Regions from separate parts of the Homo sapiens genome. Here region 1 is linked to region 2. Evidence: chromatin loops called from intact Hi-C (ENCODE). Cell type or tissue: GM12878. All regions are shown on one strand. Each heading gives the region's core, and the rest is flanking DNA. Links, peaks and the distances in the headings are about the cores only.

Region 1 (4,000 bases), core at 1-4,000, 250 kb after region 2:
GATACTACTCCCAATATTGCCGGGCTGTTCACATCTCCAGTGACATTTTTCCTAATATCTAGGGGAGAGACAATTATATGACAGCAAAGGTCGCAGGGTCTGCACATCCCTTCCTGATATTGTTCCTAATATCCAGGGGGGAAGAGGATGATATAAAATATGAAAGGGGGTGTACACCCCCCACCCCTACGATATTGTTCTTAATCTTCATGAGGGGAGACGATGATATTACTCCAAATATCGCAGGGGTTGTTGACACCCCCCTGTGATATTGTCTCTGATATCCGGGGGGGAGAAAATCTTATTACTTCCAATATTGCAGGTGGTGTATACCCCACCTGAAATATGGCACCGAATATCCAAAGAGGGAGAGGATGGTATTAATACCAATATCGAAGTGTGTGTACAAGCCCCTTGTGATATGGTTTTTAATATCCAGTGGGCGGGAGGATGATATTAGTCCCAACATCCCAGAGGGTGTACACCACCCCTGTGATACTGTCCCTAACTTCCAGACGGGAGAGGATGATATCACTCCCAATATCTCACAAGTTGTACATCCCCCGTGATATTGTTCATCATATCCAGGGAGGCAAAGGATGACATTCCATTGAATTTCACGACAGGCGTACATGCACAGTGTGATATTGTTCCTAATATCCAAGAAGGGAGAGGATGATATTACTCCCAATAAAGCAGTGGGTGTACATTACCCCTGTGTTATTGTCTCTAATATCCGGGGCCGGGGGAGGTGGGGAGAGGATAACATTCCCTCAAATTTAGCAGGTGGTTTGACGCCCCTTGTGGTGCTGTTTTAAATATCCAGCGGGGAAGACAATAGTATAGCACTATTTTTGATAGTCCGATTCATCCACTCCACCTTTCCGGAACTCTGAGGCTGGGAGGCGGCATGCAGTTTCCGTGTGATCCCCAATACCTTTGCCGTCTTCTGTACCATGGCAGCCAAAAACGCAGGCCCGTTATGTGAGCCGATCCGTAAGGGCAGTCGAAATCTAGGAATCAGATCTGGAAGAAGCACAGGGGTTTCTTGGCCAGCTTTCTCAGTTCGTGTTGGATAGGCCTCCACCCACCCAGAGTAGGTACACCCAAGAACTAGTGAATACTTGTTACCTCCACACTTTGGCATCTCTCTGAAGTCTACCTGGAGATCTCCAAAGGGGGCTGCTCCATAAGCTTGTATGCTGGGCGGAACGGCTGGACCTTGCCTCACATTATGCTGTCGGCAGGTAACACACCGCTGCCTCACCGTTTTGGCAAGGGCTGACAAATGCGAGGTGTAGAAATACCGGCCTAACAACTTTTCCAGTGACTCCTGACCTACATGGGTGGTTTCTTGCACAGCCAGTACAACTGCAGCTCCTAGCAACTGTGGCACAGCTACTCTCCCATCTGGTAACCGAATCCATCCTTCCTCCATCACTTGTCCTTCCCTCTACCTGGAGACAGTCCTTTTCTTCTTTAGAAGAAGTAGGTAGGTCCAAGATCAGGTGTTTGAGGGAGCACTGATGCCCGGAAGAGGGCAGATGCTGCTTTTCGAGCCTCTGAGTCAGCGTGGGAATTCCCCAAACCCAGCAAGGTGGAAGCTCGCTGGTGTCCTCTGCAATGCATAACTGCCACCTTGTGGGGTTTCCATACTGCTTCTCATAATTGCAAGATTTCTCGTTGATATTTTCTGTCTTTTCCCCCAGAGTTCAATAGGCCCTTTTCTTTCTATCACGCTCCATGCACTTGAAGGATTAAAAAGACATACCGAGAATCAGTGTAAATGTTGACAGTCTCACCTTCACTGAGTTCTAAGGCCCCAATGAAAGCAATGAGTTCAGCTTTCTGGGCTGCAGTGGCCTGGGGCAACGATCTGGCTTCAACAACAGTGTCCAGGGTTACCACTGCACACCCTGCACCTCTCTCTCCTTGGGGGTTGAAGAAGCTGTTCCCATCCACGTATAGTTCCCAGTCTACTGATGCCCAAGGCTGGTCCCGGAGGTCAGGTCTGCTAGAGTCAACTGAGTCCAACACTTCTACACAATCAGGCTCGACAGGGCTCTCTGATACCAGGAGCAAGGTGGCAGGGTGTAGAGTGTTACAAACTTCAATGGTTATACAGGGATTTTCACAGAGCAAAGTTTGGCACTTGGTGAGTCTGGCATTCATTAGTCAATGATGTCCTTTAGTATTCATTGAAGTCACCACAGCATGGGGGGCCTTTATGTTCAGGTTTTGCCTAAGAGTCAGCTTATTTGCTTCTTGGACTAGCAGGGCAGTTGCTGCCAAGGCCCTCAAACAGGGGGGCCATCCTTTAGAAACCCCGTCTACTTGTTTAGAGAGGTAGGCCACCAGCCTCAGCCAGGGCCCCACACTTTGGGTTAAAAGTCCAGCTGCCATCTTTTCTCTCTCTCAAGCATACAATGGAAAAGGCTTTGTCAGATCGGGTAGCCCCAGGGCTGGGGCTGCCAGAAGTTGTTCCTTTAACTCATGAAAGACTTGCTGTTGTTGGGATCCCCATTCCAAAGGTTCCCGGTCCCTGCCCCCTTTGTGACCTCCTACAAAGGCTTGGCTAATACTGCAAAGTTTGGGATCCACAGTCTGCAAAACCCCACAGCTCCTAAGAATTCTCTCACCTGCCTTCTGCCTTTAGGCTCGGGTAGATTGCAAATGACCTGCTTTCTTTCTTATCCCGGCCTCCGTTCCGACCCCTGTCGGATAGTAAATCCCAAGTAAGGTACCTGCTGTCGGCAGATCTGAGCTTTCTTCTTGGACACCTTATACCCACAGTCCTCCAGGTGCCGGTGTAGGGCATCTGTTCCCTTGGTGCACCCGACTGCCGTGGGGTGTCCCAGCAGAAGGTCATCAACCTACTGGAGCAACATGCAGCCTAGGTCTCTGGTGGGAAACTTCTGGAGGTCTTGAGCCAACGCCTCCCCGAAGATGGTGGGGGAGTTCTTGAACCCTTGGGGAAGCCCGGTCCAAGTGTACACTACTCAGTGTACTGACACCTGACTCCGGATCTTCCCACTGAAAGGCAAATAGCTTCTGCCTCTCAGGGGCTAATCTGATAGGAAAGAAAGCATCTTTCAGGTCCAAGCAGGTGAACCAGCTGTCCTCAGCTGGCAGCAACCCCAACAATGTGGATGGGTTAGGTACTGTTGGATGTAAAGTCAGTGTAGCTTGATTAAGCAAGCGCAAATCCTGTACCGGCCGGTAGTCCTTGGTCCGTGGCTTGGGAACAGGCAGGAGGGGAGTGTTCCATGGAGACTGACAAGGAACAATAATTCCAAAAGTTCTTAGGTGCTCGAGACGGACCTGGATACCTTGAAGAGCTTCTCTGGGGACCGGGTCCTGTTTTTGCCTAACCGGCTGGGCCCCAGTATTAACTGGCCAATCCCAGAGGGATGTCTTCCACCCGTACTCTTGACCACCGCTAAGCCAGAGCTGGTCTTCTCTCTTGACCCGGCTCAGTTAAGAAAAGTCTCCATTCCTCCTCTCGGGGGACCGTAAGGGTCATAATGACTCCCGTTCCGGGTACCTTTAGCAGCAAAGAGCCGTGCTCTGTCAAAGAGATAGTGGCTCTCAGCTTGCTGAGCAAGTCCCTTCCCAAAAAGGGCAAGGGACAGTCAGGCATGTACCAAAACTGATGAATGACTTTACGTCCTCCTACAGTACAAGTCCGAGACAAGCAGAAAGCTTGCTTTGCTGAAACCCCCGTGGCTCCGATGACGTCAATAGTCTTTTTGGATAAGGGGCCGACCAGGGCGGTTACTAGCGAATGTTCAGCACCGCTACCTACAAGAAAATCAATGTCTCTACCCCCGACTGTCATTCTGACCAGAGGCTCTTTGGGGACGCTTGAGCCCGGTCTCCCTCAGTCCAATAACCCTTCTGCCAGGTTGAGCAGGGCCCCTTCCTCCCTGTCCGGGGCCTCCTGCTCTGAGTCACCTTGTTTTCTTTTGAGCTGAGGGCATTTGTTCTTCCACTGTCCTGT
Region 2 (8,076 bases), core at 2,200-6,199:
AAACAAAACTTGGAATTAATATCTTTAAAAAGATATGAAAATATATGACACTCATAAAAGCAGGATGCTTTGAAAAGAAGCAATTAGAGAACAAACAGCTCTACAAAATTAAAAATATGATGATCATAATGAAATACTGAATAGAAGGGTTAGGAAGATAGCTGAAAAAAATCATCCAGAGAAAGTGAAAAAAAAACAAAAAAATGAAAAATAGAAGAGATGATAAGAAAATTAAAGGATCAATCCAGGTGGTCTAAAATCCAACTAAAGAAAAAGAGAACAGAATAAATGGAAAGGAATAAATTATTAAAGTAAATTTCATCAAACTAGGGGAAAAAGCGGGGGGAGGTCCTCAGGTTAAAACGGCCCACCAAGTGCAGAGCACAAGAAATGAAAAAAGAATCACACCAGTGAATATGACACAAAATCACAAACTTTCAGAAAACCAGAGAGACTATACTAAAAAGCTTTCAGAAAGGGAAAACAACCCATATAAAAAGAAACAGGAAACTTAATTATATCAGATTTCTTAACAGCAACACTAACAGCAGACACACTAGAATTAAACCTTTAAAATGCTGAGGAAAAACTTAGACTTTAAAATCAGCCAAACTGTAATTCAAATGCAAGGGTAGAATAAAGACATTTTTAAGACATGCAAGGACTTAGAACATTTATCTTTTCTTAGAAAGTAACTGGACTAATTGTTTCAGCAAAATGAAGAAAACCAGATTCATGATCTAGATAACAGAAGGTCCAAATCAGGAGAAAGGTGAAGGAAAGTCCCAGGACTATAGCTATGCAAACCTAGACAACTCTATCTTCTAGGTCTTCTATTCAGAGTTCATTTTGACTATCATATTTTTAATTTCATAGAGCTCTTTCTTGTTGTCTTATGGTTTCTTTTCATAGCGACCTGTTCTTATTTTGTAGGTGCAATCTCTTTTGTTATCTCTTTAAATACATTAATCTTTAGGTTTGTTACAAACTTAGAACCAGACCAGATTAGAGTATGAAGAATGGAAGCTATAGGAAGGAAGTTTAAGGAAAAAATGGCATTGGTAAATCCTTACATTTGTTGGCCCATTTGATGGCACTGCAGCATTTGGAAAAAATTAACCACGGGATGAAAGAAAATTAGGTAAATTAGTTTATCATTTGGCTCAAAGGCTAGTCATGTTTACCTGGTCATAATAATATAAAACCTAACTACTAATTTAACAAAAAATTATGACAGAATCTAAATTGGGAGGATGGAAGAAGGATACAGAAGAAAGAGAGAATAAAGAGTTAAATCCTCACTTTATCAATTCTTAATTTATAAAAAAGTAATACCTAAACTATTTAAGTCAAGAAGTGGTTATAAAGTATACTTTTTCAGAAAGACAAAGGTAAATACTAGAAGAAAAAGTTAAAGGACTTCAAAGTGTTTGCCTTCAAGGAGAGAAACAGAGTAAAAAGAAATTAACAAGTGTCTGGTATTTTTGTGGTAAATCTTCAAGAACTGCTTTATTTGTTCAATCATGTACATGTATTACTTTGATTTTAAAGTAAAAATTTTAAAATAATTTAATTATTTAGCCTAGAAGGTTTTACAACCCCTTATCTCATGCTTAAGCACTCTAAGTGATTCCTTTTTCACACAGCAAGAGTGTTGTACCCAATACCCCAACCACAAAGAAAACTCTTTGTCTCTTCAAGGTCCATCTTTTCTGTTTTCTCTTTTTTTTGAGACAGAGACTCACTCTGTCACCCAGGCTGGAGTACACTGGCGCGATCTCAGCTCACTGCAAACTCCACCTCTCAGGTTCAGACGATTCTCCTGCCTCAGCCTCCCGAGTAGCTGAGTAGCTGGGACTACAGGCATGCACTACCACGCCCAGCCAATTTTTGTATTTTTAGTAGAGACGGGGTTTCACCGTGTTGGCCAGGTTGGTCTTGAACGCCTTACCTCAGGTGACCCGCCCACCTAGACCTCCCAAAGTGTTGAGATTACAGGCATTAGCCACCACCGCACGGCCATCCTCTTTTCTTTCATTCTCTTTCTTTGCTAATTACTTTTCAGGGGAAAAACAAACAAACAAACAAAAAAAACACCTTTCATTGAGGATGTTCTCTGTATTGGTAAGAAAAGATCTCTCAGATACATTTTCAAGTGGAAAAAGCAATGGAAGAAAACTGCAAATACATATAAGAAGGGGAAATGTAAACTTGTTTTCACTTTTATACATATAAAATATCCTGGGAGGTGAAGTAATAAACTAATAATAATGATTACCCAGCATGCAACTTGTCAGAATGAGAATTGAGAAGCCGAGAAACAGGCAAAAGATAGAGACTTTACATTGTATACCTTTTTAAACTTTTTAATTTTTAACCCTGTGAAATTATCGTCTACCCAAATAATTTTTATTAAAAAAATTTAAGTCATTTCTTTATCTTAATCAAAATTAAAATATTTTCAAAAACTTGGGAAATAACGAAAATAAAGAAATGATACTCCAAAGATCCCACCTGCCCAGAAGCAGGGGAAACAAGATACTTTACTGATTCAAGCTGTGAATCCTGTTACCCAAGTGAACCTTGGTATAGATCTCAAACTGTAAATTTTTGCACATGTAAGTCAGAAGTGAGGGGATTTAACCTTCATACCAAAACCACAGCTCTTACATGAATGCAGTAAGGAAAATGTTGAGGCCTTGGAGAGAGGGGGGGAAAAATATTTTAGTAATGGCACATTACTGAGAGATGACAGAAAGACTCAAGTTATCAAAACCTTCTAATTGAAAGCCATTTTTAAAAATCACAGCATTTAATGTTAGTGGTCATAATATTATAATATTCAAAATTACTAAAGCATTTTATCATCACATCCATTTCTTGAAGGAGATAATGTCATAATATTAATAGTTTCTGGTGGGGCTGACATTTCAACGGAGAAAAAAAATAAAATTTTAATACAACCTATAAGCCATCCCATCCACCCACATATACCTACCCAGAATTGCACATTTGACACTATTAGCACCATTCCAAATTTAGAACCTGGGCACGTGGTTGTGGATGAAAGCAAACCTAAGCAAATTTGGGAAAAAATAATCCTTCAAAACTGATGACCGAAAACAAAATAAGAAAGGTCAAAACTTATTATTTAGGAAATAGAAGTGTCAATGTACATTCAAATGTTTACCCTGAAATGGAAAATTATTTTGGATGAAATATAGCAATACCGTACAATTTACCAAATCATAATGAACCCAAGGCATTTTTTAAACGAGCAATCTCCAACAAATTCCTTAAACCATTCTATTCCCGTAAATCAGCACTAAATAAGTTTTCCTTGCCACCAAAAAACGTCCCCAGAGGCAAAAGGTATGGAAGTACTACATTTCATAGCTCCCCTTCCTCGAAGACACAAAATTAAATACAAAGACACTAAGAATCCCGACCCAAATCCTTTAAGCATATGTAAAAGATCTACAGAAAGGCTAAATTGGGGGTGCTTTTTGGTTTTACAAGACAATTCACAGTAACACTGGCAATTTTAAAAGGGTGCATTTAAAGTACTTAAGCTTCCCCTAATTACTGAATAAAATAGGTCAGCATTTGTATTTCCCAACATCCTATTAAGAATAATTACAGTAGTCTACCATTCCTCTATATGCCTTCATTTTTTAAAAAATCCATAATCTTCCAATCCTCAGAATTCTGGCCGCAGAGGATAACTTACAGCACCTCTTTCTCAAGCCAGCAATCCCTTTTCCTAGTCCTTATGGGGTAAGAAACAGGCACTCCTTTCCCTTCAAACTAACCCAGGGGCCTGGGAAAGGGCAAAGCAAGCTGAAACAATGTCACCAGAACTTGGACCTAGAAACCAGAGCCAAGAAGGATGACATAACACTAGAGCGTTCCGCTTCTGCAAAATGTCTATCATTCTCTCCACTGCCTGCTCTCAGCAGCTCACACAAACGCCACAAAGATTGGGAGAAGGCAGTACAGCACTAGTATTCATTTGTATCAAGAAAGAGCAATTCACTTCATTACTCCGAGCGTCCGTTGTAGCCTGCTCCATCCAGAGGACCGGAGGCAGACTCAAGCAAGAAGGATGAAAAGAAAGAGCTGATGCTGCTATGAAGTGACCCCCTAGATGGGGACGTGAGCAGTGTCCCTTGTGACTCTTGGAACATCCAAATCGCTGCAATAAACAGCCGGGCCAGCAGGACAGCCTCTCCCACGCTGGGGACAGCCCGGAGCCCGCAGCCTAGTGGCTGACTTTCCTTCCGCTAAGTGGATGGGCGCCGGGGGGCGTTATTTACACCATTCCAAAATCTGGAACCTGGGGGTGTAGTTGTGGGTGAAAGAACGCCTAAGCAAAGTGGAAAAAAAATCCTTGAAAATTGATTCAAAACACAGAGCGTGGCTACTTTATTCTTCTGTAGTATGAGAAATTTCTTTTTCTTTTTCTTTTTTAGGACCACTGCAGCGGGATCTTGCAGTAGGGGAGAGAGAGTGGATTAACTCCCTGAGAAATTTCTCTCATGAAAGAAATCTATTACCATACAATAAGAAGCTCAAGATTTATTATTTAGGGGGGTAAAGGGGTCAATGTTGCGTTCATATGACTACTCTGACATCAAAAACTATTTTTGGATGAGATAGAGCATATTATGCAATTCTACAATGTATTTTTTTTTTTACAAGAGTAATCTTTAAAAAGAACTGGAGCTGGTCCAAGCGATTTCACCGACACAGAAGCCACGTTGTGCCCCCTCAATCCACCGCTCCCAGATACCCTGCAGTGTGAGGGATCATTCAAGAACCGCCGTCTCCCCAGACCCGCGTGCACAGCGCGGCGCGTCCACTGAGCCGGTCTAGGCTCGCAGGAGGCGCTGCCACTGCGAGGCCGAAACGAGTGTCCCGGAAAACGCCGGCCCGGCCAGGCGTTCTGCCGCTATTCGCTGACCGACTGGCACACCAGCCCATGCAACTTAGCGCTAAAGACCGGTAGCCTGGGGAATGACATTCACGGGGGGAATCCGAACCCCATTCCCGCGACGCGGGGACGCCAACGTGCGACGCCCTGCCGGCCCGCCCCTTCCTGCCCACCCACTGCCAACTGCCCCAGAGCACGGGCGAGAGCGCGGCATATAGGGCAAAGGCAGAGCTCACCGCTTCAGCGAGTCCAAAACCTGCGGTGCCCCGGCAGTCGCGGAATCCGGGCTCTGCGCGGCAGCCTGGGCTGCCGCCGGGGTGGTATTCCCGGCAGGAACGCCGTCCCGGGGCATCGCAGACGGCGCGCGCGGCTCTCTACGCGCCTCACACGCCTTGCACGCCGCCGCTTGAGCCTCAAGGCGCAGGACTCCGTGCGGCGGGACCCGCCCACCCCCGAGGCCAGCCAATGGACGCGGAGCGCGGGAAGCCGGGGGCGGGGCCCAGCTCCTCCCCTGCAGCCGAGCAACGCAGCAGGCTCCGCGGTCCTGCGCTCGCGCCCGCCCCACCAGGAGCGGTCTGGGATTGGGGGAGCACATTCCTCAAATAGAAGGTCTGTGAGGCCTAAGGTGTTCGGCACGCGCTGCTGCTTTTGCGGGAGTCTTTCTGTCCTTTTTAAGACTAATAATTTCTTCGCCTGCTGTTTACAGAACACCTATTTAGGGCCAGCCACAGTGCTTGGGGACACATGGAAATAGGAAAAAGCTTCCACTTAGAGGATCTCCCAGTCATTCCGGTGGATGAGCAGATATGAAAACAGGTAATTAGGGGAGCCCACATAAGGCACATTCCAACGTCAAAAAACGTGTAGGGGTGGCGCCTGCCTGTGGTCCCAGGATGAACCTGTTTTGGATTAGGACACACCCCAGAGGACAACTTCGCTATTTCTGTGTCCACCTCACCTAAACCTGGCAAAGCAGGCACACGGGGAGGAGTCCAGACAGGTGACAGGAAACTATTTTCTGATTTAAGGAACACGGAAAAAGGAACAAGGGAAAAAGTGAGAAAAACTTGGGAGGCTGAGGCAGGAGGCTGAGGCGGGAGGCTGCAATGAGCCATGATCGCACCACTTCACTCCAGCCCGGTGTCTTAAAAAAAAAAAAAGCCTTGTTGTGATATGGGGCAGGGTGTGGGGCACGAGGAGATTTCGGCCAGAGGACAACTAAGAGATTTGTTACCCTGGAATTCTGGTGGCCGTTATTCGCAATGGAGAACAATGCACGTTCATTTTCTTTTTTTCTTCAACTTTTAAGTTCAGGAGTACATGTGCAGAACGTGCAGGTTTGTTATATCGATATACATGTGCCATGGTGGTTTGCTGCACCTACCAACCCATCGTCTAGGTTTTAAGCCCTGCATGCATTAGGTATTTGTCCTAATGCTCTCCCTCCCCTTGCCCCCCACCCCCCCAACAGATCCCAGTGTGTGTTGTTCCCCTCCCTGTGCCCATGTGTTCTCAATATTCAACTCCCACTTATGAGCGAGAACATACAGTGCTTGGTTTTCTGTTCCTGTGTTAGTTTGCTGAGGATGATGACTTCCAGCTTCATCCATGTCCCTGCAAAGGATATGATCTCATTCTTTTTTATGGTTGCATAGTATTCCATGGTGTATATGTTACCACATTTTCTTTATCCGGTCTATCATCGATAGGCATTTGGATTGGTTCCATGTCTTTGCTATTGTAAATAATGCTGCAGTAAACATACGTGTGCATGTGTCTTTATAGCAGAATGACTTATATTCCTTTGGGTATATACCCAGTAATGGGATTGTGAGTCAAATGGTATTTCTGGTTCTAGATCCTTGAGGAGTTGCCACACTGTCTTCCACAATGGCTGAACTAATTTACATTCCCACCAACAGTGTTGTGTGATCTTATTTCTGAGTTCTTTATTCTGGCCCATTGGTCTATGTGTCTGTTCTTGTACCAGTACCATGCTGTTTTGGTTACTGTAGCCTTGTAGTACAGTTTGAAGTCAGCTAATGTGATGCCTCCAGCTTTTTTTTTTTTTTTTTTTTTTTTTTTGCTTAGGATTGTCTTGGCTATTTGGGCTCTTTTGGTTCTGTATGAATGTTAAATAGTTTTTCTAATTCTGTGAAGAATGTCAATGGTAGTTTAATGGGAGTAGGGCAGTATGGCCTTTTTCACAATATTGATTCTTCCTATCCATGAGCATGGAATGTTTCTCCATTTGTTTGTGTCCTCTCTGATTTCTTTGAGCATTGGTTTGCAGTTCTCCTTGAAGAGGTCCTTCACTTCCCTTGTTAGCTGTATTCCTAGGTATTTTATTCTTTTTGTAGCAATTGTGAATGGGAGTTCATTTATGATTTGGCTCTCAGCTTGCCTGTTATGGGTGTATAGGAATGCTATCAATTTTTGCACATTGATTTTGTATCCTGAGACTTTGCTGAAGTTGCTTATCAGCTTAAGAAACTTTGGGGCTGAGACAATGGGGTTTTCTAGATATAGGATCATATCATCTGCAAACAAAGATAATTTGATTTCCTCTCTTCCTATTTGAATACTCCTTATTTCTTTCTCTTGCCTAACTGACCTGGCCAGAACTTCCAAAACTATGTTGAATAGGAGTGGTGAGAGAGGGCAGCTTGTCTTGTGCTGCTTTTCAAGGGAATGCTTCCAGCTTTTGCCCATTCGGTAGGGTATTGGCCATGGGTTTGTCATATATGGCTCTTATTATTTTGAGGTGTTTCTTCAATACCTAGTTTATTGAGAGTTTTTAACATGAAGGAATGTTGAATTTTATCAAAGGTCTTTCTGCGTGTAGTTTTCGTCTTTAGTTCTGTTTATGTGTTGAATCACATTTATTGTTTTTTGTATGTTGGACCAACCTTGCATCCCAGGGATGAAGCCTACTTGATCGTTGTGGATAAGCTATTTGAAGTGCTGCTGAATTCAGTTTGCTAGTTTTTTTTGTTTTGTTTTGTTTTGTTTTGTTTTGTTTTGTTTTGGAGAAAGAGTCTTGCTCTGTCACCGAGGCTGGAGTGCAGTGATGCAATCTCAGCTCACTGCAGCCTCCACCTCCCAGGTTCAAGCGATTCTCCTGCTTCATCCTCCTGAGTAGC

What was found. A loop is a pair of places that touch in the nucleus more often than their neighbours do. Peaks named below come from ENCODE experiments on the same cell type or tissue, not always from the same donor. Only the 100,000 strongest peaks of a DNase experiment are listed, where the experiment ranks them.
Region 1: it touches region 2 in a loop (3-fold over the local background); 2 of 110 quality-filtered maps call a loop at or near these places.

The regions. Positions count from the first base shown.
Region 1 is chr2:71,021,332-71,025,331 of GRCh38, reverse strand. It overlaps the pseudogene OR7E91P. Among named protein-coding and RNA genes, the nearest start is that of TEX261, 28 kb to the right of the region's middle. In GM12878, for the core only: a CTCF peak has its summit at 1,557 (motif pointing right); a DNase peak (open chromatin) is centred at 1,571.
Region 2 is chr2:71,273,848-71,281,923 of GRCh38, reverse strand. LOC105374797 (a long non-coding RNA gene) reads left to right here and starts at 5,109. Exons shown (of 3, transcript XR_940233.2): 1 at 5,109-5,542; 2 at 5,640-5,749. RefSeq lists an enhancer at 3,975-4,084 and a silencer at 5,286-5,525. In GM12878, for the core only: a CTCF peak has its summit at 4,289; DNase peaks (open chromatin) are centred at 5,113 and 5,363; H3K4me3 peaks cover 2,499 bases.